Linked DNA regions of Homo sapiens: regions 1, 3, 4, 5 and 6 are each linked to region 2. A link is a loop called in an ENCODE intact Hi-C map of the cell type or tissue named here. Cell type or tissue: GM12878. All regions are shown on one strand. Region 1 overlaps SESTD1 (SEC14 and spectrin domain containing 1). Region 2 overlaps CCDC141 (coiled-coil domain containing 141). Region 3 overlaps CCDC141 (coiled-coil domain containing 141). Region 4 has its middle 46 kb from the start of CCDC141. Region 5 overlaps TTN (titin). Region 6 overlaps CCDC141 (coiled-coil domain containing 141).

Region 1 (5,000 bases), 110 kb after region 2:
AAGTAGAAAATATTACCTCAGAAAATTATCACTGTCATGCTCTAAAATATAAAAGGATTTCAATACCTTATTCATAGTACTTACATATCATTAAATGCTCTAAATAAATAGGCTTAACTCTTTGAAGACGTAATAGCAACGATTCTGAGAAAAGCAGTGAAGGATTAGAGTCCTAGAATAGCACTTTTCAGAGCTACCAGCATTAGACCACTTGGGGTGTTTATTAAAAATGTCTAAGCTTCACTCCTGACTTACTAAATCAGTATCTGGAGTTGGCCCTGGAATATATATTTCAACAAGCATCTCTGATGACTCTTATGCCTGTTAAGGTTTAGGAATCACCACTGTGGAGCTAATTATTTCCTGGTTTGAATTTGTAAAATATAGGCTCCAGCAACCTGACCAGGGATGTAAATACATTGTGAGGACTAGTATGTCTCAAGAAATTAACACCTGAAATTAGAGACATTGATATTACCGATTGAGGTTGCCATAAAGAAATAGTCTCTCTGGGATGTGGAGAGCAAAAAAATCTGGCTAATACATTTGCATGTATTTAAAAAAAGTCATCCAAATGTTTCTTCCTAAAAAACGGGTATGTACGGCCGGGCACAGTGGCTCATGCCTGTAATCCCAGCACTTTGGGAGGTCAAGATGGGCAGATCACGAGGTCAGGAGATGGAGACTATCCTGGCCAACAGGGTGAAGCCCCGTCTCTACTAAAAATACAAAAATTAGCTGGGTGTGGTGGCGCATGCCTGTAATCCCAGCTACTCTGGAGGCTGAGGCAGGAGAATCGCTTGAACCTGGGAGGCAGAGGTTGCAGTGAGCTGAGATAGCACCACTGCACTCCAGGCTGGCGAGAGAGCTAGACACTGTCTCAAAAAAAAAAAAAAGAAAAGAAAAAAAAAAAAACCCAGTAGAATGTAGACTGCCTAGAACCTTAGGTGTATTTTGTTCACTTACAGCCATTCTCCGGTCTGTCTCTTATGTATATTTAACTGTGTAGAAAATGATTATTTTATAGCAAAATAAAAAAACACCAATATATGGGATTTGGATTGAGATGGTAAGAAAAGGGCTTGAAGGTTCACATTTAGGACACAAGCAGTCAGGATTGACAATGCAATCATGTTGGCAGTGACGCATACTTGGTGAAATGATGGATATTTATACTTTATACCATGAAATGTGAATCCATATGTAGGCAGAAGGAAACAGTGCCAACTCGGGTTAAAAAGGTGATTATACTCAGACTACACATTAGGAGAAATGAGTCTTGATTCGCCAGGTAGACCTGTTCTGCATAATGCACCAGAGAAAGTGGTTTCTTTGTAGACCAGAACTCAGCACTATGAGATGGTGGGATAGTGACAAAATTCTGAAGTAGTTTCAGATATTTATGCTCCTCGATGTTCCTATCACACACGCTTTTCCTACCACACACTTTCTTCAACCCAAAACATAAAATTAGATTTTTGAACTAAACTGCTTTTAAATTTATTGTCAGTTACTATAACCATTTTCATGTACCTTATTTTTTTTGTTGTGTTCTATTAAAAAACCAAGTTAACTTCTAATTACCAATCCTTGAACTAGAACTACAGGTTGGCAGAAATTTCATTTTTCTATGTATTAAAACTTAATATCCTAACAAATTTGGGGTTTTTAGCTTTATTTCTGCATTATGCTTTTATATGGACTCTAAAATTTAATATATGACATAAAATTTAATATATGACATTGAGCTGGTAATGCAAGATTGTATGTTAAAAGTTTTCTCAAATTCTACCGTTAACAGCTGTCAATGCCAGAAATTAGTCATACTTTCACAAGACTTGAACAATTCCAATAATGCTTTAATCTGTTAACTCTTAGTTACAGAGAGAAAAGAAAGCTTTTAATAAAATATTAGAATATCTTAAACATCATAAGCTAAAATATTCATCCAGCATCAACCAACCTATTCTCAGGGTGACAATGCAGTGCCACCTATTGGCTAAAACAGCACAACTGGCTTTTTAAAAATATGTCAAAAGTGGGAAGAATAGTGTAATGAACTCCTTCCTATCCAGCTTCAATAATGATCAATTCATGGGTAATTCTGTTTCACATACACTCCCATCCATTCAATCTGTTCCTACCTCCCAATTCTGAAACAAAACCCAAATATCACACATGATTTAAGGAAATAAAATCTCTTGATAGCCATCAATGTTTCTTTAGGTCATGTCTATAAATGCAGATGTCAATGTATATGTACATTCCTAAGTATTAAAAGTACAAGAATGAAAAACTACTGTAGCTTAACCATATCTGTAAAATTTAGTAGCTTTCTCTAAGAGACAGCTAGAGAAAGGATCCCCCCTGGGTATCAAGAGATCTGTGTCTTAACAATAGTCCAACTATTCACTGATCAAAAAACGTAGCTTCCCAGTTTTTTCATCTATAAAGTAAGATGAAGATATTAGAATAATCTATAAGGTATTTTGCAATTCAAAAGTTTTATATATTGGTTCCACATTATAAGTAAGCTTAAGCACATGGGAAGGGCCACCCTTAAGCGATGTTTCTTTAAGCTGATTTTGAAAACCTTATAAATATATTAAAAATACAAAACCAACATCTGAACATAGCAATTTCTATGTACATCATCTGCAATTTCATCCATACTATACGCAATATGAAATTTGCTTTTGAAGTCTTTTTGTAAACTTAGAGTACAGTACAGTATGTATACAATCCAATTTCTAACTGTAATTATTTATCTTGGCATTTAAAAAAAATAATAAAATATAGATAAATCCTGTCTTTAGAATCCTCATGTGCCATGTGTCCTTCCTAAAAAGAACTTTTGGAATACTTTCATAACTAAATCCCCTTAGGTGAAGTCTAGAATGTTCTAGAGTAAATACAGTTTTTTAGGAACTAAAGAGAGGAACAAATTGTAGACTCTAACTATAGTAACATGTTCTAGAACAGTCTACCAGGTTCAAACAAATCACAATCCATGTTAAAAAAAAAATCAAAACATTATTTTAAAAGTACCAAGAGAATTAAAAGATTATATCCTCAGGAACAGGGTTTGTAATATGATTATTTTAGTATAAAAGGAAGAACCATTATGTTGGAACCTGTGAAATGCATAAAATAAATCGATTTTCAATTATGAGATTTCATTTTCAAGTTTTTTACAAGTACTAATTAGAAAAATTGCAAGGAATATATATGTAGTGCCTTTAGACAATTCCAAATCTTGTAATATCTCTTATTATTCCTTCAGCTAGATTACAACTGCTTTAGGGTATAGTAGTAGATTTTCTGCCAATACCAGTAATTGCTATACCTGATTTACAGAACATTACAAAGAAAGCAATATGAGGAAACTAAGCAAAATGGAATACATTTAGAAGAAAAATAAGAATCAGATATTGTTAAATTCTAGTAAAGATGAGATTTACTCATTCATTCAAATTTATTCCCAAGCAAACCATATTACTTATTCTTTAATCTTGTTTAGTTAAAAATGGACATTTCCTAATACTATCCAACATAATTAGAGGAAAGAAGAAACGTTGCAGAAATTAATGTTCCGACGGTACTTAATGCTCATCTGGGTCCAGAGTTTAACATTTTGACCACCTTTTTTAAGACAACCTAAGGAGAAGGGAATTAATGGATTCAAATTTTATTTTTCCAATTTTGTATTTAATCTATTTTAAATTACCAAAGTAATATGACCTTAGGGAGAGGGGGGTGAGCTACCCCGTCCACAAACTGGATGATCTCTTTCTCAGTAATGAAGAATTAACTGTAACAGAGCAGGAGATTAACGAACACCAGCTTCTTTCACATAACAAGTTGTTAAATTTTAAATTATCTTTAACAATTATTATCTATAATCTGCTTAAGAATCTATTTATTTCCCAATTTTATACCTGTGATTTGTCTGATTACCCCTTTCACAAATACAAAAGGGACCCCTAAATGCTCAGAGAATGGAAAAATATTCTGCACCCTCTGGACTTACTCTCCATCAGTTGTGTTTAATGCAGCAATTCTGCTATCACTCTCAGGCATTTAATTGTACTATATACTCCCAATAAAGTGGGGGTGAGGGGGACTTGAAAACAGAAGTTTCTGTCACAGAGACTACAGATGAAAGCTCTATTTTTGTATTATCACTCTTTTTTCTGTCACTGTAGCTTTTAAAATTTCATGCAAATTGTGCTTCTATAAAAATATAATTAAACTGCATTAGAGACAAAACCAAAAACAACCTTCTAATTAACATGTACTAAGTAATCAAAATGTACTTTATGACCTCTAGGCACTTAACAAACTGTACTTCATGCCCCATACCAAAGTTTGCAGCAACTTATCACTCAGTACCACATATGCTACTAATTACCCACGTTCATAATATCATTGTAACTTGCAGAGGAAAAAGCCTCTCACACTGTGCTGGCTCTCAATCTCTTCGTGTTTCTGCTGTAGGGCCTGGGAGGCCCTAATGGAGTCTCCAATGCCCCACTGGGCTCTTAGTTGTTCTGATCCAGGCCCTTCTAGCCAGTTCACCACCTATAAACAAAAGTTGAGATAACATTTTTTAAAGAATCAGAAACTTTTCAAACTTTCATTCTAACTTATTTTTCCCCTCCCAAAGTTCCCCAATTATTTTTAATGTAAATTATTTACATTCTATCACATAGGCAGTAAATGTTTCTTTTGGAACTACACAGCTATAATGTGACAACATTTTCAAAACTTAAATGTGGAAGAATGTACACTGTAGCATCACAAGCTTTCAGCTATCTGATTATCTTTCAGGCTAAAAGAAATCTGGAATGCTTCTATAAAAGAGGATTAAAAATTAACTTACGAAAAGAGAATCAGAGAATCATAAGATTTAGAGTTGGAAGAAACATCAGAAATGATATCAGTCAAAGTTCTTAACTAACATTTAAGAAAACTGAGTTTCAAACAGATTAAGTGACTTG
Region 2 (5,000 bases):
ACTTATAGTTCTATCTTTTGATAGAGACACCTGTGTTAAGGAACCACACCATTCTATTGTAAACTAAAGAAGCCCATCTTACAAATGAGCTTCCACTTCTTACTTACATCTGATTTTTGAAGAAAGATGCTTTATAGGGGTGTATCTGGGGTGGGTGATAGCCCTTCTTTTCTGTTCCTTGGGAGTTAAGCACACTGGGTTCCCACCTTTCAAATCATTTCTGTGCCCTTCCTTAAATCCTCATTCCCCTGTTTTAAAGAGTAATAAAGCTCTCTCTTCTTGTTGGTGCCATCTTTAAACTTGAAGAAAGTGGCAGCTAGTTTACACAAACTATCCTAAAAGAAAATTAGACACTGTCTGAGGTGAAAAAATACACTTCAATCTATTTGCAAAGTATAAAAAAATCAATTTTTGTCCTTACCTTGAAAAAGAACACATATTCTCAGATATTTTTTAAAAATCAGGGCAGTTACCAAATAAAGCCCTTAGATAAACTGACATCAGCAATAATAACATTTTTTAAAACTAGTTGTTTAAGGGAACAAAATGGAATGCCCAGTTTACAGTGTAAGCAGACTTTGTGTTGACGATGAGGTATGGCACTTATAAGAAGAGCAGCCCATGAAAAATGGCTTGCCTCAAGACTCAGTCAAGCCCAGCTTGATTTAAGTTTTCCTCTCCTACTTGCTTAGTCATTAAACTAAGGAAAATATTTTGGAATTGGATCTGAGAAAAAGATGTTCTGGCCAACATCATAAAGCTGGTTATTTAAAGAAATGCTAAAAGACACTACTTCCCTTTTGCTTCCAAAAGGATAGGAAACCAAGGCTGTGCTGCAATACTTGAAAAATGCACTCTGTCTTTTTAAGTGTGGCTTTGAAATTGCTACTTTTAAGGACAGCCCATTTTATAGACGTTGCACCACCTCAACTGCTATGCGGACCACAAAAAAGGATTATGGACTTTCTCTTCAGTAGAGTGTTAAATGGTCCCCTGAATAGCAATTTTCTAAAAGAGCAAACATATGTGGCATATCCTGCATGTTTTCCTGACACTGGAGTCTATCTGTAACATAAACTGTGGGATACAGGTAGAGTCTCTAGTTTATAGAAACGCACTTAGTTTTACCACTAAACTGGAGGTAATTAATTTAAGACACTTAAAAGTAAAGAACACAAATTTTTAAAAACTTGGGGAACAGTAAATGGTTAAGTTCTATTATTTTTTCAGTCTCTTTCAAATAATGTCACAAATTTCTTTTAGCTTTTGCTGTTGTTTTTCTGAAGGATTTTAGCTAGAATGTTCTACACTTTAGCATCTGCCTATCTAAAACCTGTGAGCCTTCAAGTCCCAATTACAATGCTGCCTTCTCCATGAAACCCTTCTCTCCATAGCAGCAAAAAGTAACTCCTTCCTGTGGGCTCCTTTGTCACTTTCTTTCCACCTTCCTAATGTGGTTGTTATGTTTCACTCTTTGGTACAATTGTGAGTGAGCTAGTTTTAAATTCTGTAGATTACAAACTAGGCGAGAGCAAGAACAGTGTCACTCATTTTTGTACTTATTGGACAGTATAATATTTCTTTTTAAATACAATATGAAGTTAGTGAAAAAGGTAAGTAGCAAAAAAAGTACAAATCAATGTTCTAAAATTCATATTCAGAAAAGATAAGTCAATGAAATATGTTTCAGATAATTCTTTAAAAGCAAATATTAAAAAACAAAAATAAAAATCCAATTTCCATTTGATTATAATTTCCCAAAAGCCAGACCATGGCCCTCTTCTTTGGACACCCACAGCTCCAAGTTCAGAGCATTGCTTTTTGTCAGTGTTAATTACCATTTGGTTGCTCAAAAATAAAACTGTGTCCACTGAGCCAATGTTCCAAAGTCCAGCAAGCCAATATTATATTAGGAGACGAAAGTCTTTTTGGTTCCCAACATTTATCCAAATCCAAATACTTAATATATTTCCAAATATTTCTATCATCTTGATGCATCTCCCTGAAGACTCCAGGAATCAACAAAATATATTCACGGTCTACGTTGCTGATAAGTGAAGCACCTTTATATTTATAAAAAAAAAGAAGACTCCCATAATCGTTATTTCATCTATGCAGAACACTAATGATGAGAGAGAAGCATTCATGTGAAGACATATCAACACCAGGGTCTCACTATTGTACCCTTTGATTGCTCAATACTTACTGCACATCACTTCTTGTATCAGTAATTCTAGTTTAATGACGTAATATTTATTTCATACAGGAAAGCTTTTAGCAGTGTTCAGAAAGAAAAATCTACTCATAAACCGCTTTTATTTTCTTTCCCTTTCTATCCCCTTTACTTCACACTTTGCCTCATATCAAAAGTAAAATGATTATTCTATAGTAGGAAACTACACTTTAATAATTAATATTGACTTTAAAGTTGAAACAACATAGTTCCAATACATTGGTATAGCTCTTAGTCTATTTTGCGGTGATGGTAAGATCATTTTTATAAATATTTATTATTTATTTATTTTATTCATTTTATTGAGACAGTATCTCACTCTGTCTCCCAGACTGGAGCGCAGTGGCATGATTATGGCTCACTGCAGCCTCAACCTCCTGGGCTCAAGCAATCTTCCTACCTTAGCCTCCCAAGTAGCTGGGACTACAGGCATGCATCACCATGCCCAGCTAATTTTTCGAGACAGAGTTTCACCATGTTGCCCAGGTGGGTCTCAAACTCCTGAGCTCAAGCAATCTGACCACCTGGGCCTACCAAAGTGCTAGGATTACAGGCATGGACCACTATGCCCAGCTGGAAAGATCATTTGATAGATAAGATAAGAGAAAATAGTTTCATATTTATTAGCAATAAAGACTGTTATAACCGTCATGTAGAATCCAAAAAGTTCCATAGAACGGGCATGTGTATTTCAAATACAGGTGTGTGGTTTTTTTTCTCTCACTCAACAATGTAAGGAGCTTTAGGGTTAAAATCCAAAAGCATAATTTTACCTAAATATTTTCCTACTCTTTGTCAGTTATGTAGTCCCCACACTCCTATCCAGTGTGCCAGAGTGCTACTCTGGGCTGATCAACACTGCCCCACGCAGGGGAACTAAGGATCTGCATGTCAGAATCCTCCAAGCTGGAACTGGGCCAGTCTTAGGCTTACCTAGAAATATACACCTGATCCCATGAGACCACGTTGGCTGTGATATGATAGCACTTCTCATGGGATCAGGTGTATATTTCTAGATAGCAGCAGGCTTCCATGCTCAGCTTGTGCCAGGAAGCCACAGGATCCAACATCATGGAAAGATCATGAAAATGAGATTTTAATCAGAGTGTGAGTCCCAGCTCAGCCAGTTAATAAACCTGAGCAAGTCCCTTAATCTCCCTGAGACTCAGCTCCCTTACCTGTGAAAATGAGTCCATACCACACTGGCCCTTATTATATATACTAAAATGAGACAATGATATGAAAGCAGTCTCTAAAGTAAGTATGCATGCATTTATGTAATGTTAATTATTCTAATCTAGTTTTATGTGGATTCTATGAAGATATTTTAGTGGTTACAGCTCAGTTACATGCAATGCTTATATTTCTACAGGCTTCAACATTTCCTGATGGCAGTTAGGGTTAGCCATAAATGTTGATGGAATAAATAAGCAAATACGTGGTATGATTTCAGGGATGTAAGGAAAACCTTGATGTTGATAACAAATCCTTTCTCACATGCGGGCTGATTAGCATGTGATTGTTAGCACATCACCTGGCTACTGTTCAGTCTTCCATAAAAGTTAGTAACTTAGCATAATCACCATCATTAATAGTAACCAAAATGTAAGATAATTATAAGATAATAAATACTTTGGAAATTACATACTTCCTTTTATAGGCATTTTATGCCTTTATTTCACTAAGAAGTAGGTTGTACCTTCCGTTGTAAACCATGCTGAATTTGATTTTGAGTTTACACATACTGCTGACAGGCATAATGAATTTCTGGCTTCAACTATTTTTTCTGGTGAAAGAGAAATGAACATACCACCACTTAATTTTAGCTATGCAAACCTAATTGCCCATGCCTATCTGAAGGGGGTGTTACCCTGTCCTATTTGTATAGGCTGCCCCTAATCCAAACTGGCACACAAATAACAGAACTAGTATTCTGATTGGCTTCAGTTTGAAATAGAAGCTGCAGCTAATGAGCTGCTGAAAACCTGAGGGTCACAGCTGTCCCGAGTGGAAATCACCTCTAACTGAAAGCTAGACCACAGCCCTCAGTGAATTGAGAATTCTTGTGTCAACTCTTTAATTTTCAGGGGCTCCTGTGCTAAAACCAAATGAGTAAAAGATGAAATGGTTCTGCCGTCAGTAGGAAATGTCAGTGACATACACAGTAACAGAAAGAGACAAAATTATGAAAAGCAACTTGGAAAATTCTGACATTGTATTGAATCAGTCCATTTGGATTTAAAAAATAAGGATTTGTGTTTTCTTGGTCACTCTTCAAACTAGAACCATTTATTAAAGGACCATAAAATCTGTTTATAATGGAAATGCCAGCTACAACTTAGTCCCTTTATAATTATGAGACTAAGTATAATGTAAATGGAACCAGATCAGATATTTTCTTCTCAGTTTACTGCAAAATAATTGTTCCAAAAATATTTCTTTTGCATAGGCCTAATAAAAGATAGTATTTTAAAACATTTCAATGCATCTAAAAGGCTCTACAACATTAATTCTTATAAATGCGTCTCCTTAATTTTTTCTTTTTGGATATTTGCGTACAAATGACTCTTCCATATCTGTTCTGTTAAATGAAGTAAATAATGTAATTAGAAATAATCTACAGGTGTATGGACCAAATAATTAATAGTAGTTTCTGCTGTTTGAGGGAGTGGTCTGTACGCTTGGATTTGTTTGGATTTCACTACCTTTTTTGCAGAGTTCTGTGGCCTTTCAAGTGACCGAAAAAACAGTCCTGGAAGCTTATCAA
Region 3 (5,000 bases), 130 kb before region 2:
AGCTTTAGGATAACAGAAGTTAAGTAGCTATCATCTCGGCATAGCAGGAAGCAAAAATTATATTCTTTTGTTTTGTCTGTCAGTCCTGAGGGAAAAGATGAGTTATGGGTTTTTGCAACAAGGTCTAATCTTCTTTTCTAAAGGCTTACTTTTTAATATTTCTGTAGGATATTTTGAAAACCTTATGGCAAAGCCACAGTATGTTTACCACGACTTTTCCTTAGGATGTTATTTAAAAACTTCATTTATCTAAAGATGCTCTTTGAATAGAAATGTGGATCAGCCAATTAACAAAGCATTTACTAATCTAATAGGGTAAAATATTTACATAACACTAAGGTCCTTGTTCTCAATGATTATGAATGCTCAAGGCTGTATTCATTACATGAAAACCAAGTTATCACCAACAATTAGAAATCAAATATACTTGTTGATAAAAAAAAAAAGAAGCCATGCCTCACATTATCATTTTTTCGCCTGTGTTGGCCTCATGAGACAAAGAAAAGTGACGTGAGAGCTCCTACAATGAAAATGCCTCTAAAACAATGCATGAACTTTGAGATGGACCCTAGCTCTAGTCCAAAGATATCTTAACAAGTTTCCTCATATTGTTGATGGAATGAACACTTAAATTTTCCAACCTATCCTTAAGACTATTTAAGAAGTTGATGTCTTTCATTTCCCCTCAGTCATTTCCTTCACATACTGTATTAATAAAGATGAACATGATAACCCTTAAATTTAATTACCCAGAGTTTAAAAAGAGCTCAGAACAAGGTACAGGTTTCAGTCATTTTACCTCAAAATAATTAATTTATGACTCTGTAAAAATGAATTTAATTAGTAATGAAATGAGGGCAAGATCCTAAATGACCGAGAGGTAAAGTAACCTCACTGGAGTGATGACGATGCCACTATAGAGCTGGAAAACACTGAGGTGTGTCCTGTGGACCACAGAAGTCCCAGGTAAGTTTAATTGGAGGAAAATATGAAACCACTATGAGTAATCTTATTCCTGGCACATAATGTTTCACAGATGTTACATTTTAAACATTTAATTTTGCATTTTAATACGTAGAGACAGTGAAGAATATAATCAAGACATCAGGAGATTCTTCACATTTATCATTAAGAAATAGTTCTTAACAACACTAAATTCCATAATTCTACAAAAGCAGTGTATTGGTAATATGAATTGTATTTTGACTAGGCTTTAGACTTTGAAATATTATATGCTCAAAAGGCATTTAAAAGCCCAGCTTTCCTATATACTGTAGGCTCCAAGTTTTCTGCAGAATATGGAAACCTGGAATGAGAAAAATAAATTGAATAAAGGGCATTGTGGAAAGAAGGTACAGAGAACAAAGGTTGTGAAAGGAAATGGGCAAACACGTAGAGAAGAAACATAGCTGAAAATGGCAGAAAATGCCATTATTGAATAAAAGGAATTTGGAAATGATTAATACAATTCAGAAAGAAAAGCCAAGATAAAAGGTGCCCACTCCCACCTCTGAGTTGCCCTGTGTGGTCTCACCCCAAATGCCCTCAGTGTCTATTCCAGTTAGGGGCTATTTTACCAACTAAACTTAGAATACAGGCCTCCCTGACCCCAAGAAGCTGTAGCTTGGAGGGGAGTCCAAATTTTGAAAGTTTCCCTAGGGGAAACTAGATCTCAGTAACCAGCTCCAGCCAAGCCTCTTGATTCCTGTTCACATTACTCTTTTTTATTCCCTGGCCTTCTCCAAAGAATAAGACTGTTAGCCAGCTTCTTGCAGTTATCTATAAGTCCTAGCCATGATGTCTCAGGTACCAGAAGTACCAGAACTCAGACCCACTCTCTGACTCTGACCTGAACTTGCTCTAGCATCCCCTCCTGCTCCCAAATTTCCCACTTGAATCCCTACTTTGTCTTAATTATGTTGCTCTAATTCAACACTGACACTGAGCCCAGCCTCCTCTTTGGCCATTTGAATACAAAATGAACTCTCTTTCTAAAATGGCATCACTCAATTGTACAGTGTCATGGGAAATATAGATTATAGATGCACACTTCTTATAAATTTGCATATAGTCATAATAGCTACTATTTAATACATTCTCGCAACAGACATGCCACTTTGTTAAGTGCATTAGATGCATTATTTGATAGAATCCTTAAAATAACTTTGTGAAGTGTCAGAAAAGTAGCAATAACTTCAATTTTTAGCCAATGAAACTGAGCCTTCACAGGTGACATAACTTGCCCTAGAGACACACAGCTAATATAAGCAGCAAAGACTTGATTTAATTTCAAGTCTCTTTGCTACCTGAATAGACTTATATACTTAATAATTTTATTAAATTCATGATTAGTTATACATGTTACCTTCAGGAAATTTAAGGAAAAACAGATTACATTGGTTTAGTTTGTACCATAAAATTCCATAACGACAACTAATAAAAACAGTTATTGAGCTCTTACTGTGATAAGGCACCATTCTTAAAAAGTAGTCTGTTTTCTAATCTTCATAACAACCCTGTGAGCTGAGTAGGATTGTTATCCCCATTTCGCAGATAAGTAGACTGAGGAACAGAGACAGTCTCAGTAACTGGCCCAGTTCTGAAATGGCTGACATCTGATCTCAGAGGTCACACTCTGCCACCTCATAGTGCTTTTTCTGGGTCTATGACACATGATGTGGGGTAGGGAGTATTTTCTCCTCTAAAATTTCACTTTGCCTTGAGTTGAGTGTTCTCGGCTGTCATAGAAACAGGGATGGCCTGGCTGACAGGCTCCTTTGAAACTGGCTGGCTTTTCTAAGTAATGCAATGCCTGCTGTAGTTTTCAAAGTGGCCACTAGAGGGTCATGGTAGCTTGCTCAAATTACTACGTTTCTTGAAGGTCCCTCCAGCACAAAAAATAGGTAAACAAAACCAAACCAAGCATTCCTTCCATAAAACTGTTGCTTTTTAGCAACCTGCAATTTTAATTTAGGTGAATTACAACCAATCATATAGGATCTCTCTCTCTCTCTCTCTCTCTCTGTTTTTCAGTAACCTTGGAGATTCTGTCTCATTTTGTGGTGATTTATGCCTTATTATGTGTATCTATTGTGTTGTAAATTCTTTGAGGGAAATAAATGGTGTCCTATTTATTCTTATATCCCTTGTAGCCCTGAACACATAGCCTTATAAGTAGTAGAATATCAATGCCCATTTTCAAATCAAATAAAATAGTCTCTGGTCATTATTTAAGGGAAGAAAACACAAAAAGATTGAGAAGAACATATGCGCAGTTACCATATTTGAAATGTCGTAGTAACAGTGTCCAGTAGTTTTAAACAATGATGACTTGCACTTTTGGCCACTTGTAGAAGTTTTAGGCTATCCAAAGACTGCCCAATTTCTTCTTTGGTATGCTTTAGCATTTATAGTTACGTTAAACCAAATTTATCATGTGTAGTTTGGCTCAATACTTCCTTCTATTTAAAGCCTTAGAGGGACAGACTGAACTGCCTTGTCATTCTGTGCACCATTGCCCGTCCTGTGTGTACTCCACTCTCACATGTGGCTTAGATCCTTTTCTCGGGAAGAGAAGTTTTCATTCATCTTGGTTACTCTAGCCAGTTCCCATTTCCCTCTCTCTATGCCCTTATAACTAGGTCATCTCTGTCTGATTGGGCAGTAACCAGTTCCTTTTCTCTCATTCCCAATTAGAATATATCCATCACATTCCCAGTCCTAGGGCTTTTTCTATTCCTTCTTAGTGACACCCTAATCTGCGGGTTACATTCAGCCCTGATTCCATCCTTTTCCATTAGAAACTTTATACGATGATACCGGACTTTCCTTTTGAAAGTTCTGAAACATTTTAAAACCTGCATAGCATGCATATTAACAATTTCCTCAGCACCTGAACGGCAGGTGGTCTGATCAAAAGAAAGGTATGACCCCACTCTTTGCCAGCAATTCTTACATGAACTGAAAATAAATTGATAGAATCTCATCAGTCTCCCAGAAATGAGTCCTATTACTTTACAGTCCTATTAAATTAATGATGAGACAAGAACTGACGGTGGGTAACAGACACTTGGTTGAACCAAAAACGTGGTGGCCTGTCATTTTGTTCTGATTTGGAAGTAACACTGCTCATGTGCAGCCTGATTGGGTGGGAGAGGGGCTAACAATGGGCTTAGACTTCTAGCTCTAACAGTCTGTGGCTTTGTGATTTGCACTGGAAATATTGATTGACCTTTGGGCTGTCTCTGTAAGAATGGATTAGAGGATGCCTGTCTGTAGTGTGAACATGCGGTAGATCAGATTATTCCTGAGGTTGACTTTGACTTTTCCAAGCATCACAGACTGTGAAAGCTTCTTCAGGCATTTGTTAGAAACTCCAAATGAGAACATTCTCTCCCTTATTCATTGAGCCAATAGAGGGAAGTGGAGGGGGAAGAAAAATAATTGCTTTTTTTTTTTTTCTCAAAGAGCACAGACGTATTGACTTCTGGTTCAAGAATAGACTGCTCTATTTACTGTATGGAAGCAGTTGCCCTATCTTTGCATTTGTTGTAAATTGGGGCTGGAGGAGGGAAGCAAATTCCAATGTTAATGTGTTCTAATGATTATTTCTGAAGAATGGCAAGTTGCTTTCAAACCTTTCATAAATTACTATTGTCAGCCCATCTGGATTAGGAGCTGAACCAGATGGTAAGCACTTGACAGCTTACTCTGTCTCATTGGGAGGGATCAGCTGACCATATTTTTCTTTTTGTCTATGGACAAATTATACTTTAAAGATGGAAAAAAATCTTCCTTATCTTTAGCTTGCTGCTTCTTTTAATGGGAACCCGAAGAGTGTCTTTTTATGTTTATGGTTGTCTTTATTTTTGAGGAAACAACTGCTGCTCTCTAGTTTTCATCCCTACTTTGAAAAAGTGCCATTTATACTGTAGAAGTGAAATGCATATGTTTCTACAATAAATTTGATTCTTATTTAAGCTATATACTTTGAAAATTTC
Region 4 (5,000 bases), 76 kb after region 2:
CCTTGCACTTCCTGGGTGAGGTGATGCCTCGCCCTGCTTTGGCTCGCACATGGTGCGCTGCACCCACTGTCCTGCACCTACTGTCTGGCACTCCCCAGTGAGATGAACCTGGTACCGCAGTTGGAAATGCAGAAATCACCCGTCTTCTGCATCACTCTCGCTGGGAGCTGTAGACTGGAGCTGTTCATATTTGGCCATCTTGGCTCCTCCCCCCCAATTTCTTTCTTAATTTCTTCTTTGACCCAATGGTCATTCAGGAGCATATTGTTTAATCTGCATGTATTTGTATAGTTTCCAAAATCCCTCTTGTGATTGTTTTATAGTTTTATTCCATTGTGGTCAGAGAAGATGCTTGATATTATTTTAATTTTGAGGGGATATTTTAAGGCTTTTTAAGTGACCTAATATATGGTCTATGTTTGAGAATGATCCATATGCTGTGGAAAAGGATATGCACTCTATAGTCATTAGATGAAATGTTCTATTAATATCTATTAGATCCATTTGGTCTATAGTGCATTTTAAGTCTGATGTTTCTTTGTTGATTTTCTATTTGGAATATCTGTCCAATGCTGAAAGTGGGGTGTTGAAGTCTCCAGCTATTATTGTATTGGAGTCTCTTTCTTTAGCTCTAACAATATTTGCATTATATATCTGAGTGTTCCAGGGTTGGGTCCATGTATATTTTAAATTGTTATATCCTCTTGCTGAACTGACCCCTTTATCATTATATGGTGACCTTGTCTTTTCTTATAGTTTTTGTTTTGAAATCTATTTTGTCTGATATAATGATAGCTACTCCTGTTCTTTTTTGGTTTCCATTGGCATGGAATATCTTTTTCTATCCCTTTATCTGCAGTTTATGTATGTCTTTATAGTTGAAATGTGTTTCTTGTAGAAAACAGATCAATAGGTCATGTTTTGTGTTTCTTTGTATCCAAAACTCTGTCTTTTATTGGAGAGTTTAGTACATTTACATTCAATGTTATTGTTGATAAATAATGATATAATTCTACTGTTTTGTTTTCTGTTTGCTTTGTGGTCTTGTTTTCCTTCTTTCCTTCCTGTCTTCCTTTTAGTGAAGGTAATTTTCTCTGGTCATATGATTTAGTTTCTTGCTTCTTATTTTTTCTGTATACGTTGTATGATTTTTGGTTTGAGATTAGCTGATAAAAACACTGTTTGCATAAACAAACATGCAAGCAATCAAAAAGTAAACTAATATTGTATACCTTAATATTCCCCTTGCTTTTTAATTTTTTGTTGTTACTCTTTATGTCTTACTGTACTGTCTACATCATAAAAATTTGTTGTTGTTACTATTTTTCATTGGTTCATTATTTAGTCTTTCTACTTAATAACAGTTTACACACCATAGTTATCATGTTATAATATTCTTTGCTTTTCTTTGTACTTCCTATTACCACTGAGTTTTATACCTTCAGATTATTTCTTCTTGCTCCTTATTGTCCTTTTCTTTCTGACTATAAAACTCCCTTTAGCATTTCTTGTAGGACAGCTCTAGTGTTAATAAAAATCTCTCTCCTTTTTTTTTTTTGGTCTGGGAAAGTCTTTATTTCTCCTTCATGTTTGAAAGATAATTTCACCTGATGTACTATTCTAAGTTTAAAAATATTTTCCTTCAGCACTTTATATATGTCATGCCACTCTCTCCTGGGTTGTAAGGCTTCTACTGAAAAGTCTGATGCCAGATGTATAGGAGCGATTTGTTTCTTTTCTCTTGTGGCTTTTAGGATGCTTTCTTTAGCCTCGAGCTTTGGGAGTTCATTTATTAAATACCTTGAGGTAATCTTCTTTGGGTTAAATCTGTTTAGCATTCTATAACTTTCTTGTACTTGGATATTGACGTCTTTCTCTAGGTTTGTAAATTTCTCTCTAGTTATCCCATTGAATAGACATTCTACCTCTTCTTTAAGGCCAATAACTCTTAGATTTCCCCTTTTGAAGCTATTTTCTAAAATCTGTAGGTGTGTTTCATTGGTTTGTATTATTTTTTGTCTCCTCTGACTGTGTATTTTCAAATTGCCTGTGTTCAAGCTCACTCATTCTTTCTTCTGCTTGATCAGTTCTGCTGTTAAAAGACTATGATGCATTCTTCACTAAGCCAAATGCATTTGCCAGCTCCAAAATTTCTCCTTGATTCTTTTTAATTATTTCCATCTCTTTGTTCATTTATCTGATAGAATTCTGAATTCTCTGTGTTGTCTTTAATTTATGTGAGTTTCCTCAAAACAGCTATTTTGACTTCAATATCTAAAAGGTCACATATCTCTGTCTCTCCAGGATTGGCCCCTGGTGCATTATTTAGTTCATTTGGTGAGGTCATGTTTTCCTGGGTCATCTTGATACTTGTAGATGTACATCTGTGTCTGGGCATTGAAAAGTTAGTTTTTTTTTGTTTGTTTGTTTTGTTTTTTTTTTGTAGTCTTCTCAGTCTGGGCTTGTTTGCAACTGTAGTTTTTGGGAAGGCTTTCCAGATATTTTAAAAGGCTTGGGTGTTCTGATCTAAGCTGCATCTGCTTTAGGGCAGACCCCAAACCCAGTAGTGCTGTGGTTCTTGCAGACTCATAAAAGTACCACCTTGATGGTCTTGGCCAAGATAAAGAATTCTCTGGATTACCAGGCAGAGACTCTTTCTTGTTCTCTTCCCTTACTTTCTCCCAAATAGTCTCTTTCTACCCTGAGCCACCTGAAGTTGGGGGTGGAGTGACACAAGCACCCTGGTGGCCACCATCCCTAGGATTCTGCTAATTCAGACCTGAAGCCAGCACAACACTGCTGTATGCAAAGTCTGCTGTAACCACTTCCTGGCTAACACCTATGTTCACTCAAAGCCCTGGGGCTCTATAATCAGCAGGTGCCAAGGCCAGTCACACCTATGTTGTTCTTTCATTTAGGGTGGTGAGTTCCCCCAGGCTCCCGGGTGAATCCAGAGATGCCATCCAGGAGCTATGGTCTAGAGTCAAAAACCTTAGAAGTGCACCTGGTATTTTATTGTACTACAGCTGAGCTGACACTGAAACCACAAGAGGCTGTCCTTCTCATTCTTCCTTCCCCTTTCCGAAGGCAGAGGAAGCTCACCCGGTGGCCATTGCCACCTATTCCATTGTGGTCAGAGAAGGTGCTTGATATTATTTTAATTTTAGGGGGATATTTTCAGGCTTGTTATGTGACCTAACATATGGTCTATCATTGAGAATGATCTGTGTGTTGAGGAAAAGGCCCATGGGGAGTACTGCCAGACTACCACTGATGTTCTCTTAAGGCCCAAGGGCTCTTCAGTCAGCTTGTAGTGAGTGCTGCCTGGCCTGGGACTCATCTTTCAGAGCAATGGGCTCTCCTCTGGCCCAGGGCAGGTCCAGAAATGCCATCCAAGACCTAAGTCCTAGAACTGGGGGCCCCAAGAGCCTGTTTGGTGCTCTAGCCTGCTGTGGCTGAGCAGGTATGTAAGGTGCAAGACAAAGTCCCCTTTACTTTTCCCTCTGCTTTTCTCAATCAGAAGTCTCACCCTTTAGACACCACACCTGGGAATATGCTGAGACTCATTTGTGGCTGGTAAGGCTCTGTCTCACCCAAGGCCCTTGACATAGTACCTGGGTATTGCTGCTGGTTATTCAGGACTCAAGGGCTATTCAGTTACCGGGTAATAAGCCCTGCCAGTACTGGGTCCTTCCCTTCAAGGCAGTGGTTCCCTTCTGGCCTAGGGTTGTGTCTAGAAATGTCCAGGAGGTAGGGCCTGGAATAGGGTTCTTACGACTTGGATTGCTGCCCTGTTCTGCTGTGGCTGAGCTGGTATTTAAGATGCAATACAAAGTCTGCCCCACTCTTCCATCTTCTCTCTTCAAGTGCAAGAAAGGGTTCTCTTTTGGAGTTGCCTGGGGTTAGGGGAGGGGTGATGCTAGCACTCCCTTAGTCACCCCAGCTGGTGTCTCAGTATGTCCCATGTCCCTCCAGGCCACAGGCTCTGGGCCCAGTTCAGACCCAGGACTCATTTATGTATTACAGTTCTTGTGGCCTAGACAGCCTTTCAAGTTTATTTGGGACCCCAAATCCCTTAAGCCTACAATGATGAGGTTTGCAGGAACTCATGTTCCAACCTCTGGGATCTGCGATTCCCCTCTGGCTAGGACTGGTTTACATGCACCCTCCAGGGTGGGCATCAGCTGAGTTGGGTCTGGTTTTGCTTTCTGCTATAAAAGCAGCACTGATTTCAATACCTCACAATTGCTGTGCTTTCCCTCTCCCCAGGGCACAGAAGGCACAAGGTTCTCTTCACCTTGTTGCCACTTTCAGGGGATAGAGGAGGAGGTGGTGTCAGTAATCCAAGACTGTTCATTCTACCTCTTCATTGCCTCTTTTAGCGATATGAAGTTAAAACCAGGTACTTACTGTGAGTGCTCACCTGATTTTTTGTTCTTATGAAGGTGCTTTTTTTGTGTGTGTAGATATTTTTTAAACTGATGTCCTTGCAGGGGGCTTGAGGGGGAACAATTGGTGAAGACTTCTATTCCACCGTCTTGCTTTACCCACTCCACCTGCCTCACGTTTTAAATGCCATGCAAATTATCATTTTCTTTTTCAACAAATACTTACTGAGCACTTTTGATGTACCAGACATTGACTTAAGCACCAGGAAAACATCAGGGAAGAAGACAAATGGGATCCCTGCCCTCAGGAGCTTGCTGTCTAGGAAGCTCAGAGAAAATAATATCAATATAGGGCACTGATCGTGTGCCAGCTACCCTGCTGAAGATTTGTTTTACATAATGTCACTTAATTACTAGAGAAACACTGAAGTATTTTCTATATTAATGCCATTTTATTGAGGACATTGACCTAGAAACGTTAAATAACTTATCCAAAATCACAAGGATAATATGGCTTAACTCATGCCAACTTAACACCAAAAATAGAATTCTGAACCACTGGCTCTAAATTATGAAACCCCAAAGCCTGTGTTCTGTTTTCTGTGTCACACT
Region 5 (5,000 bases), 220 kb before region 2:
GCCTACTCTGCTCTTGTGATACTCACATTGTCAACACCTTTGACATCTCCGACCACCTTTTGCTCAGAAAGTTCTAAAAGTCTGGGCCCTGCTGGGCTCAAGGCTGTCTTCAGAATGAATTGAGCACAGCTGCATGCCAAGCTCAGTGGATGGTGGTTGAGTTAATGTGCACTGAAGGACGTGGCTCTGCGGGTGCCCCATGGCAGCCTCGCACGTACCTGTTCTTGAGCAGGTTGGATGTGCACAGCAGTCGTGGTTGTCCTCTGAGCAGTCTGCTCTACAGCGCTGATCACTGGTTCTCTCACTCTGGCCATATCAACGGCAGCAACAACAGTCGCAACAGCTGCACTTTTGTCAGCATCTTGTTTCACCTAGATTAGAAATGACCAAGTAGATTACTTTTTTAAATGACATGCCCAGTAGAAAATAAAAAAGCATACTGGAAAACTGAGCCACCTAGAGCAAAATACACTCATACATAAGCATTTATTATTGCCAAGAAATACAGAGACTGTATCATTAAAACCTGTATATTATGGAAACTTCACAGATTGGAGCTTTTGTCCTAATTAAAAATGGTTTTACAAAGCATGACTACTGAATTTGGTCTTCAGTTGCTGCTATATTTTTATGTTCATATGCATTTTTCCTCCAATTTATACAGACTGAGTTTCATGGCAGAAATCCAGTTGGAGAAACTAGAATGTGAAATAAGGAAAAACAAAACCATTCTGACAGTACCTCTTTAGCACCAGTGGCAACAGCCTCTGCTGCGTAGCTAGCACTGGCCGACACACTGGCGGCAGCACCCGCAGCACCACTGATGGTCACTTGCTCCTGGACACCGTATCTCCCTTCCCATCTCTCTTCTGTCCTGATCTGAGTAGAGGTTGTCAGCGTTGTCTCTCTCATCTCAGCCTCAGATGAGGAGGCCACGTAGCCCTCTTGCTTCCAAGGGGGAGGCACTTCAGGACCTGTGGCCACGGTGGATGCCTGAGTCTTACGCATGAGCAATGGAGACCTAACAGACCTGATGGGGGATGTGGAGATTCTTGCTGCTGGAGACACGGACCTGAAAACCAAAAGGCAGAGGTCAAGAATGTCAAAGCAAGGAGGGGTAACTGGATGTGAATCATGAGATGAAAAGCTGGAAGTGCTTTAAGGCAGAGTTTTAAAATGTGTGCCTCCATAACCCATTCAGAGGGTAAATAATGTACTTGGAAGTAATTTGTTTTAAATCTCAATAAACCTATTCTTATCTGCTGTAACCCTGTAAGAGAATCAGCTTTAATTCCAAATAAGCTGGAGATTTTGTGCCTTGCACCTTCTCACATTAAAAAAAAAAAAAAATCACAACAGAAAAAGCTACTTCTTTAATATGCAGCCAAAGGAAAGACATGTCAAATCCAGCAACCTCTGTATTCCAAATTCATCTCTGTATTCCAATTCTGGGGGGGTTAGAGGATGTCAAATAGGTGTTATAAGAAGAAAGGTTTCTGTAATCAAAATGCTTGTGCCACTCTTGACTAAGCAGCTTAAGCCATTTTTTTTTTTCCCCTGCAGGACTTCCCACAGCCTTTACTATGTCAGTATGCCTTGTGAATTTCCAGGACAGGGGGACACATCCTCAGGAAGCTTTCTGCAGCATGTTGCTGGGTACAGGTTGTGCAGTGCACTTTGCAAATTGCTGCTTTAGCCGAAGTGTTTGTGGACAGCTACTTTTAATTTCCTCCATATTTGTTTACACTCGCCCCCCTTGTATTGCACTCTGGACTTATTTTAAATATCTTTAGAGTTATTGTGGGAATTGACTAACTTAAAAACTAATGATTCTGTGATTTTTGGGTAAATTGATAAAGTTGCTTCTTCCAGAATAGTTTTCATTGTTTGCTTTTTAGGTGTATCCAAAGTGCAAGTAGCATCAGTTGAAGAATTTGGGTGCTAAATCCCAGCACTGATGGCCAAAAAAGACTATTTCTGATCTATAGCAATAATTCTGGGGATTGGCCAACTATTGTAAGGTAAAATTTTTTTCAGAACTGATTTAATTCTTAATAAGGCTTATTACATTTTCCTCTCTAGGTGGCAGTATTGCCCTATCATTGCATTTTATTAATTCTGCATATAAGAAAATGTTTATAAATGCATCTTGTCACTATCTAGGATATTTAGCTTACACTGATCATACATGAAATGATTATTCTAATTAAGCTCAAGGTACAGTTGATATTTTCTCTAACTTACAGAGTACCCTAACAGTACATTACAACATTAACCAGTTTCACGAAGAAATGTTTATTTTCTCGAAGAATGGCTTTTTTTGTGTGAAAATCCATTTACATTTTGTAAATGAAGTTGTAATCAAACTAAAGGGAAATCTAGGGAATAAGCCTCTTTTCTGAACATGACTGCCTTTGAAATATAACAAAAACCAAGTTAGAATAATGTGTGGTTTCCACTAACTGAAGAAAAGCAAAGAGACATGTGCTTTTAAGTTTCACCCTGTGCCTTGTTCTTGCTGTACTTAGTAAATGGGTTTAATTCAAAAAGAGTTAAAGACATGATTAGCATGACATGACTGATTAACAGCAGGACACAGGTAAGCCCATAACTGTGAAAATCATTGTAATTTTGGTCATTATAGGAGAGTGCTTATTTCTGTACTTACAACAAAAAATAATCACCTGGTCACAGCGAGATACAATGCACCTTATTCAATGAAATATGTTTGCCTTACTCTACAACAAAAATCAAGATTAAACTATGAGATATTTAGGAAGCAGTCTATCTTTGATAACCATTATTTTCTCTGCAAATTGGCATTTTATTTCTTAATTATTGGAAAGCAAAATTTTGGGGCAATTTGGATGGTTATTAATGAACTTTCAAAACTGCTAAGATGGTCAAAATGCTCCATGGGATCAGGGACACTCCATGATTCTAAATGACCCTTAGGCTTGGGTTTTAAAATATAGTTAGGTTGTTATCTCCTCAAGAAATTGCATTTGGCTTGTGTTGTGATTTCATGGTGTGCAAACTTGGATTTAGCCTGAGACTGAACATTTTTTTTTATTCGACTGCTAGACATGTTTTTTAAAGTAAGCTTTTTGTTCAAGGTTTCATGTTAGTGTTTGCCAATATCTTTACATTTTTGTGGCTAAAACAATAAAAATTGGAAAACATCTAGCATTTTTTTTCACATGTTTATTGGACTTTTACATTGCCTCTTATGTTAAATACTTTTTTGTATCTTTTGTCTTTTTTTGTGTTGCATTTTTTTCCTTTAAAAATTAATTTGTGGATGATTTTTAATGCATTTAGTGCATTTATTGGTTATTTGTCGTAAGTGTTGCAAACATTCCCCCAGATCCATTTCTTTTAATCCATTTCAATATTTTGCTTGTTTATGGGTCTTATCCAGCATAAGCTTACGTAATTTTGTATGTTATATACTGTTTCTAGGCTGGTGTTGTCTACCTTGTAGCCATTTTATGTTTATTGTGATACTTTTATGGCAGAGGCAATGAAGTACCTTGAGGAGGAGAAAGGTCTTAAAATTTTTTCACAAGTGCTGTTTGGTTTAGAAATGACTTTTTGCTTTTGCCATACATACATGTTGATTTTTATGTAGTTGAATCTGTAACTGTCTTTTTAAAAGCTTTCACCCATAAATGCTTTTGCAGATTGTCTTCTCTTTTTTTTTCATTTTTTAACTATTTAATCAAGCTGAAATTTATTCTGTAAATAGTGAGAGGCAGAGGTTTATGTTTGTTTGCTTCCAGATGGATAGCTAATTGGACCAGCATTCTTTATTAAAATACCTCTCCCTCCCCTGAATTGAAAGGCCACTTTGCTTTTTGAATTCCCTATATACTTGGATCTATTATACTTGGATCTCTTTCTGGACTCTCTGTTTTGTTCCCCTGGTGTATTTTTCTATTCATTTACCAATACCATACTGTTCTGATTATAGTAACTTTACAGTATGTTTGAATATTATTTAGGTCAACTATCTCCTTATTATTCTTTTATAAAAAATTTTCTTGGCAGGGAACATCCATGTGTTTTTTATTTCATTTAAATTGATCAATAAACACTTCTTTGCTCAAATTTTGTACATTTTTCATTTCATCATATTAAAAGTTTCATCATGATAAACTAAATCCCAAACTTTCAAAACTGTTGTGGACAATTTACACTTGATTATATAATTTCTGAGCCCTGATCATGATACATGATCACCTTCTAAAATACTTCCATATTAAGTAAGCATAGAAGTCCATTTTATTTTCTAGATAAAATAACACAAGCATATGCAAAATATTTAAAAGGTTTTACTTACCATCTGAATATAAGAATATTGGCATAATTATTTTCTATTTACAAGGCACTTTCAACTAATTATCTCATTGAAGCCCCAAAATGCAGCTTGAGATCATTCTTATTGTGACTCTCTTTAATTTACAGATGACACAACTGAAACCTTAAATAAACTGCTTAACTTCTTTAATTCCAGTTACCTATCAATAACATTGAGGATAATAATTCTTACAGGTTGTGAACATTTAATGAGATAATGTATGTATAGTTCCAATCTGATAGAGGAAGTGATCCATATATAATAACAATTATTTTATTATTTATACTTATTGCCCTAAATCAAACTGTTAAGTGATCAGGCTGATTTGTCCTTAGGGCTTTGAACTCTAACTTCTGTGCTCTTCTCCTTTCACTGTGCCATATTTTGGCCCCTAAAGTAGATATTTATTACATGAAATATAAATAAGAATTCAGAAGTTTATAAGGGTCTTCAATTTACCTGTGGACAGTGAGGATTTGTGAAAATCATATTCAGTAACTTCTTGGTTTACCTCCTTTGTCACCTGCTACATTTTTGAGTGCATGAAACTTACACGGGAGGAGGGCAGGGAAGTGCTGGGAAGAGAAGTGCGTGGTCCCTAGCGAGGCCTGTGCCCATGGACCTAGGTGAGGACAAACAC
Region 6 (5,000 bases), 110 kb before region 2:
TCTGGTGAACACAAAGTGAAAAGGACATGTTTCTTACCCTCAAGAAATTTTAATTTAGCAAAAGAAATCTACCCAGAAATAAATATCTATAATACTAAGCAGAATGTGCTTACTGCCAACAGAGAGATGCAACAATCTGATACTGCACATAGAAGAGAAACCAATTAATACACTCTTACGTTAGAAATCCATTGACAGCTTAAATGTGAAAGGTATTCATGAGTGAGGACAATAAAATTGAATGTCTTGATTATCAGACTATTAGATATGAACTGAGTTGTGAGCTCTCATGAGACACTTAAGATGTTAAAGATGTTTCTTTTTCTATAATTTTTCTATGATATATCTATTTTAATAATTGTATGCTAATAATGTAGCCATATTTATCAAATACTTGCTGTGGTTTAAACAGCCTGACCTCTGAGCTCTAAAATCAAAGGTTTCTAAACACTACACTCATCACTCTGTCATAGGGAGTACAGGAAGAGGGTAAATTAAGACATCATCTGTTTCTTGTGGTGAGGTTTGCATCATCATGACTTTTTCAATTCTTAAATATCTCTGCATATATAAAGACATGTTCAGCATAAAATAGAAACTCCTTAGCATGCTATTCAAAATGCTTCCTGATCTCCCCACCTGCTTCTACCACCTTTGTCTCTCATCACTTTAGGTGTACACCCTACATTCCTGGCGAATTGAATTATCTTAGGTTCCCCAAACATGGCATGACTTTGTACCATCCAGCCCTTCCTCGGCCCTTCTTGCCCCATCCTTTCAAACTTATCTCAGTGATCACCTCCTCTGGGGAGCCTTCCTTGACTCTTTTTCCCTGAGCCAGGTTAAGGGTCTCTGCTCTGTGTGTTCTAATGCTTTGGGCTTTCTCCATCATAGCTTTCCCACAACCCAGTGCACCTCTGTTCCCTGGCCTCTCATCTAAACTTGACTGAGAAGGTCTGGAAAGCAGGGATTATATCTTTCATTGCTTTCGCTCAAGTACCCATTTGATGCATGGCAAGAATAGGAACACAACATACTAGCTGAATGCAAATATGGAAGAAGAGAGGGAGGGAACATAAGTGGCTTTAGTTATTTCTAAGAGAAAGGGGAGTTGTTCTGAAAAAGAGGAATTTAAGACAGGCTGCTGAGGAATTATGAAACTGAAAGTAATTATATTTTCCTTGATATCTAATAACATTTAGCCTATTACTTGAATTCATTTATATTACCTCAATAAATTCCTTCTGCATAGTATTTTTTTAGGTACTCTACTTGGGCAGGTTTTCTTAAAATTTCAATCTATACAACAACTGGACCATTTTAATTATTTTTTTTTCATCAGCTGGGCCTAAAATGTGTTTATTTTGAAAATGTTAATATCCCATATATATCACGTATATATAAATGAAAAAAGTATACAAATTCCATGCTTAATTATTTTGTTTGCATCTGAAACAATGATGTTGCTATAAGCATTACTATGGATCACTGTAAATATCTTGAAAAAGCAACATCATCTTCTTAAAGGACATTAATGTTTCAATAGCTATGGCAGAAACAACGGAAGCTATGACAATTGTTACATTTCGAACTACTTTTTGTGTGTTTCTTTGGCCACCCCAACTTTTGCTTCATCTTTGCTTTCAGGCTGACCACCCAAAAATCAGACCATGTTCATAAAATGGATTTGGCCTCAGTTTCCTCTGCTTGCTTTCTTCAATGAAATCATGTGCCTGGAAATGGAAGGCATAGGACACGATACATTATGACCAATCAGTCATGTTTTACAGTTTTGGGTTCAATTGCAGCTGTCCTGTAAATACAGGCTCACCTCATTCTGTTTTTGAAACATATTGTATATTTATCTCTGATTCAAACTACATTCCCTTAACAATGATAAATACGTTTGGGGTGATCAATAAATATCAACCATAGCTTAGCTTGTTTTCTGTGAACACACTAGAAGTATAATAAATAAGATAATCTATAATCCCGAAGGATGAATATTTTGGAGGATCGAGATGAGTTATTCTAATAGGTGCTATATTCATATTTCATGCCATGTTCTCATAAGTCTTAGTAACATCTGATAATTAGAGGAACTTTTCTCCAATCAACTATTAGTCAATGTCGACAACTGACACTTACTTGTATATTCTGCTAAGCGATTTGACAAATAGGTTCATTCACCAAACACATTAGGAAACTCTAAAAAGAACAGGAAGTATATCAGATTCTTGAGTTATATGGCTCACTCCACTTGAATCCAGTGGTTGGTTTACAGCAAGCAGCAAGTTCCTAATGCTGTCTCAACATCGCCACCTGCTGCTCACTCCAGGTCCAAACATCCGTATCTCAAGCCACAGGCTGCCAGACACTTCCTCTGGGTGAGAAACATTCCTGAACCTTGGGTAATCATCAAACCCTAGCAGAATTAAAGGTAATCAATTGCACTCCTGGAGCCACTGGACAAAGGCAGTGGGGGAACTGTTGTCAATGTGGGCAATTAAGTGATAATTATATTTTACTGAATTTCACAAATTTTGTAAGTTTTGTTCTCTGCTATTTATTTTCTAGCATTTAGAACAATGCCTGACACATAGCAGTGGCTCAATAAATATATACTAAATAAGTGAATATCTAAAGAGAAGGGTAATTATTCTCATGAATTCACCTTTAAATAATAAAATAAATTATTGTAAAATATTTCTAGTAAATAATAATATCCCTATCTAGAATTGTTAGAGAGGGGAATGAATGAAAATGAAAGGAGGTGGGGTGTGGTGGCTCACACCTATAATCCCAGCACTTTGGGAGGCCAAGGAGGGTGGATCCCTTGAGCCCAGGAGCTCAAGACAAGCCTGAGCAACATGGCAAAATCCCATCTCTACAAAAAATACAAAAAATTAGCCTGGTATGGTGGAGTCCCAGTTGCCTGGGAGGCTGAGGTGAGAGGATTACCTGAGCCCCGGAGGTCAGGGCTACAGTGAGCTGTGATCATGCCACTGCACTTCAGCCTCGGTGACAGTGAGACCCTGTCCCCACCCCCTGAAAAAAAAAGAAAGAAAGAAAATGAAAGGAAAAGGGGGAAGAGGGACTCCTCAATGATTTTAACCAGGAATATGATAAAACCTGGATGAAAAAAGGAATATATATGATATGAGAAAATTACTAAGTCTATTCTGCAGATAAAATTGGATATTTATTCTTTTTATTTTAACTAAATTCAAAAAAGTAAAAAGTATATTTAAAAAATCATATATTTCACTTTTTACCAAGCAGATATTCAAGCTATCCCACTCACTCATTTATATATTGCCCATTACACTAACAAATTTGATACATTAGTATTTGACATAGAAATTGAAAAAGTATATTGACATAGCTTCAACGAATTTGGAACAAGAAGTTGTTTGCTGAAAAATAATTCCACTTTTCAAGAATGAAATTGATTTTCAAGGAAAGTACCTTTTTGTAAAGTGCTGACTTCACCTTTTATTCCTGCAGTGCTAACATCCAATTTGCATGTGCCGGGAGAGAAAATTCTTCATGGATCTCTGGTGCTCCTACACATCTCACTGGTAGGTCAAGAATACAAGACTCTGATCCCTTTATATCTGGGCCACTTCTCAGTGTTGGGTCTGCAACTAGCAACCTTCAGGATTGAGGTGATGTTGCCCTTCAAGACAAAGAGCAGGCATGCTTCCTATTTGCTGTAAAACTACAGATTCCCCAAGCTTAGGGTTCCTCTCCTGAACCCCACCTGCTGCAGTTGCATATATCCATCTGGGTCCATCTGCATCACTCAGGGGGATTTGGGGCTGGGAGAATTGATGTGGCATGCTGACACTCTGGCTGCTGCTTTGCTATAATCAATCACCTCTGAGCCAGAGGTCAGGTGTCTTCTGCAATCATCCATGAAACTGTGATAAGTTAACATGTTAGCTTGAATGTAGGGTAAAATCTCAAACCCCTCACAGTTCTTGAGAGCATGACTTCCTCTAAGAACAGGAATGTTCACAATTAGGAAACCCAGTGCACTCAAGGCACAACGAAGTGAATTTTCAAGAGGAAAATTCAGTGTTTCGGAGATAATTCATTATATAAACTGAACATAGCTTTTCACTAGTGTAAACAGAATTTTATTCTAGAAAAAACATTTTAAGGGATTTTGAAATTATATTAATTTTAAAACTTCAGTTCTTTATTTAAACTAGGGCTATAAGTGTCAGGCTAAAAATTGGGTAAAGTGGTCAAATTTTTATAAAATTTGGAGGTTTTACAATATAAATAAAAAAGAAAAATACCATTTATAAGCCACAAGAAGAGTTTTCTTCTTTGAGTAGATTTACACGACATAATTTCATCATTTATTTTACTTAATAATATAGTATAAATAATATAGTTATTTTACTTAATAACATAGTAAAAAATTCATTTCAACAGTCATGATTAAACATCTACATTCCAAACTCCAGCTTCTATTTTTGCTGAGGTAGAAATATCCATCATCTTTCACACTGAGTTCTTAGATTTGGAGTCAGAAATTATTTCCTTGATGCTTTGAAAAGGGAGAAAGGATTCTAACACTATTCTGAGTGCCACTTGTCTATAGAACCTGCTATAGTATGGATAAATCCCAGTGGAGCTTATTATAATTTGTATAGTTAGCATGCCATGGCTTTCAAATGATAAAATGGGGAATCTAGAAATCGAAAGTCTTTGTGATTATGAAACATAAATTCTCTACTCCAATCTGACCTGAATTACTGTATGAGTTTGAGAAAGTAACCACTCTCTTCTTCTTCTTCTTTTTTTTTTTAAAAAAAAGGCTTTTGCAGGAGATATTTCTTCTCTGTTAAAACCCAGAAAAATATCCCAGCAAAGTACAAAATAATGAGAGCAGAGAAAACAAAAGTAAGAGAATGGGAATGAAAGAGAGAAACTACATTTTGCAAGGCTGTAAACTATAGGGTTTGTACTGGAAGCATTGCTTTATA

The links. A loop is a pair of places that touch in the nucleus more often than their neighbours do. Peaks named below come from ENCODE experiments on the same cell type or tissue, not always from the same donor. Only the 100,000 strongest peaks of a DNase experiment are listed, where the experiment ranks them.
Region 1: a loop joins it to region 2, with 6 times the contacts of the local background. A loop is called at or near these places in 6 of 110 quality-filtered maps.
Region 3: a loop joins it to region 2, with 9 times the contacts of the local background. A loop is called at or near these places in 10 of 110 quality-filtered maps.
Region 4: it touches region 2 in a loop (2.3-fold over the local background); 6 of 110 quality-filtered maps call a loop at or near these places.
Region 5: a loop joins it to region 2, with 10 times the contacts of the local background. A loop is called at or near these places in 5 of 110 quality-filtered maps.
Region 6: it touches region 2 in a loop (4-fold over the local background); 4 of 110 quality-filtered maps call a loop at or near these places.

What each region holds. Positions count from the first base shown.
Region 1 is chr2:179,127,846-179,132,845 of GRCh38, forward strand. It overlaps SESTD1 (SEC14 and spectrin domain containing 1), which reads right to left. Exons shown (of 18, transcript NM_178123.5): 10 at 4,459-4,581. Among named protein-coding and RNA genes, the nearest start is that of CCDC141, 80 kb to the left of the region's middle. In GM12878, a CTCF peak has its summit at 1,998 (motif pointing left); a DNase peak (open chromatin) is centred at 1,986.
Region 2 is chr2:179,017,248-179,022,247 of GRCh38, forward strand. The region is part of intron 2 of CCDC141 (coiled-coil domain containing 141); the gene reads right to left. Among named protein-coding and RNA genes, the nearest start is that of CCDC141, 30 kb to the right of the region's middle. In GM12878, a CTCF peak has its summit at 3,100; a DNase peak (open chromatin) is centred at 4,274; H3K4me3 peaks cover 594 bases; H3K27ac peaks cover 1,546 bases.
Region 3 is chr2:178,888,775-178,893,774 of GRCh38, forward strand. All of the region lies in intron 8 of CCDC141 (coiled-coil domain containing 141), which reads right to left. The region is part of intron 1 of LOC105373766 (a long non-coding RNA gene); the gene reads left to right. Among named protein-coding and RNA genes, the nearest start is that of TTN, 84 kb to the left of the region's middle. In GM12878, a CTCF peak has its summit at 2,840 (motif pointing right); a DNase peak (open chromatin) is centred at 2,827.
Region 4 is chr2:179,093,348-179,098,347 of GRCh38, forward strand. No RefSeq gene overlaps it. Among named protein-coding and RNA genes, the nearest start is that of CCDC141, 46 kb to the left of the region's middle. RefSeq lists enhancers at 522-691, 1,679-1,848 and a silencer at 2,714-2,803. In GM12878, no CTCF peak of the experiment used is centred here; a DNase peak (open chromatin) is centred at 2,804; H3K27ac peaks cover 456 bases.
Region 5 is chr2:178,794,181-178,799,180 of GRCh38, forward strand. TTN (titin) reads right to left here. Exons shown (of 363, transcript NM_001267550.2): 7 at 742-1,072; 8 at 219-371. Among named protein-coding and RNA genes, the nearest start is that of TTN, 11 kb to the right of the region's middle. In GM12878, a CTCF peak has its summit at 2,084 (motif pointing right); no DNase peak of the experiment used is centred here.
Region 6 is chr2:178,912,129-178,917,128 of GRCh38, forward strand. All of the region lies in intron 7 of CCDC141 (coiled-coil domain containing 141), which reads right to left. LOC105373766 (a long non-coding RNA gene) reads left to right here. Exons shown (of 4, transcript XR_001739140.2): 3 at 3,508-3,581. Among named protein-coding and RNA genes, the nearest start is that of TTN, 110 kb to the left of the region's middle. In GM12878, a CTCF peak has its summit at 2,326 (motif pointing left); a DNase peak (open chromatin) is centred at 2,293.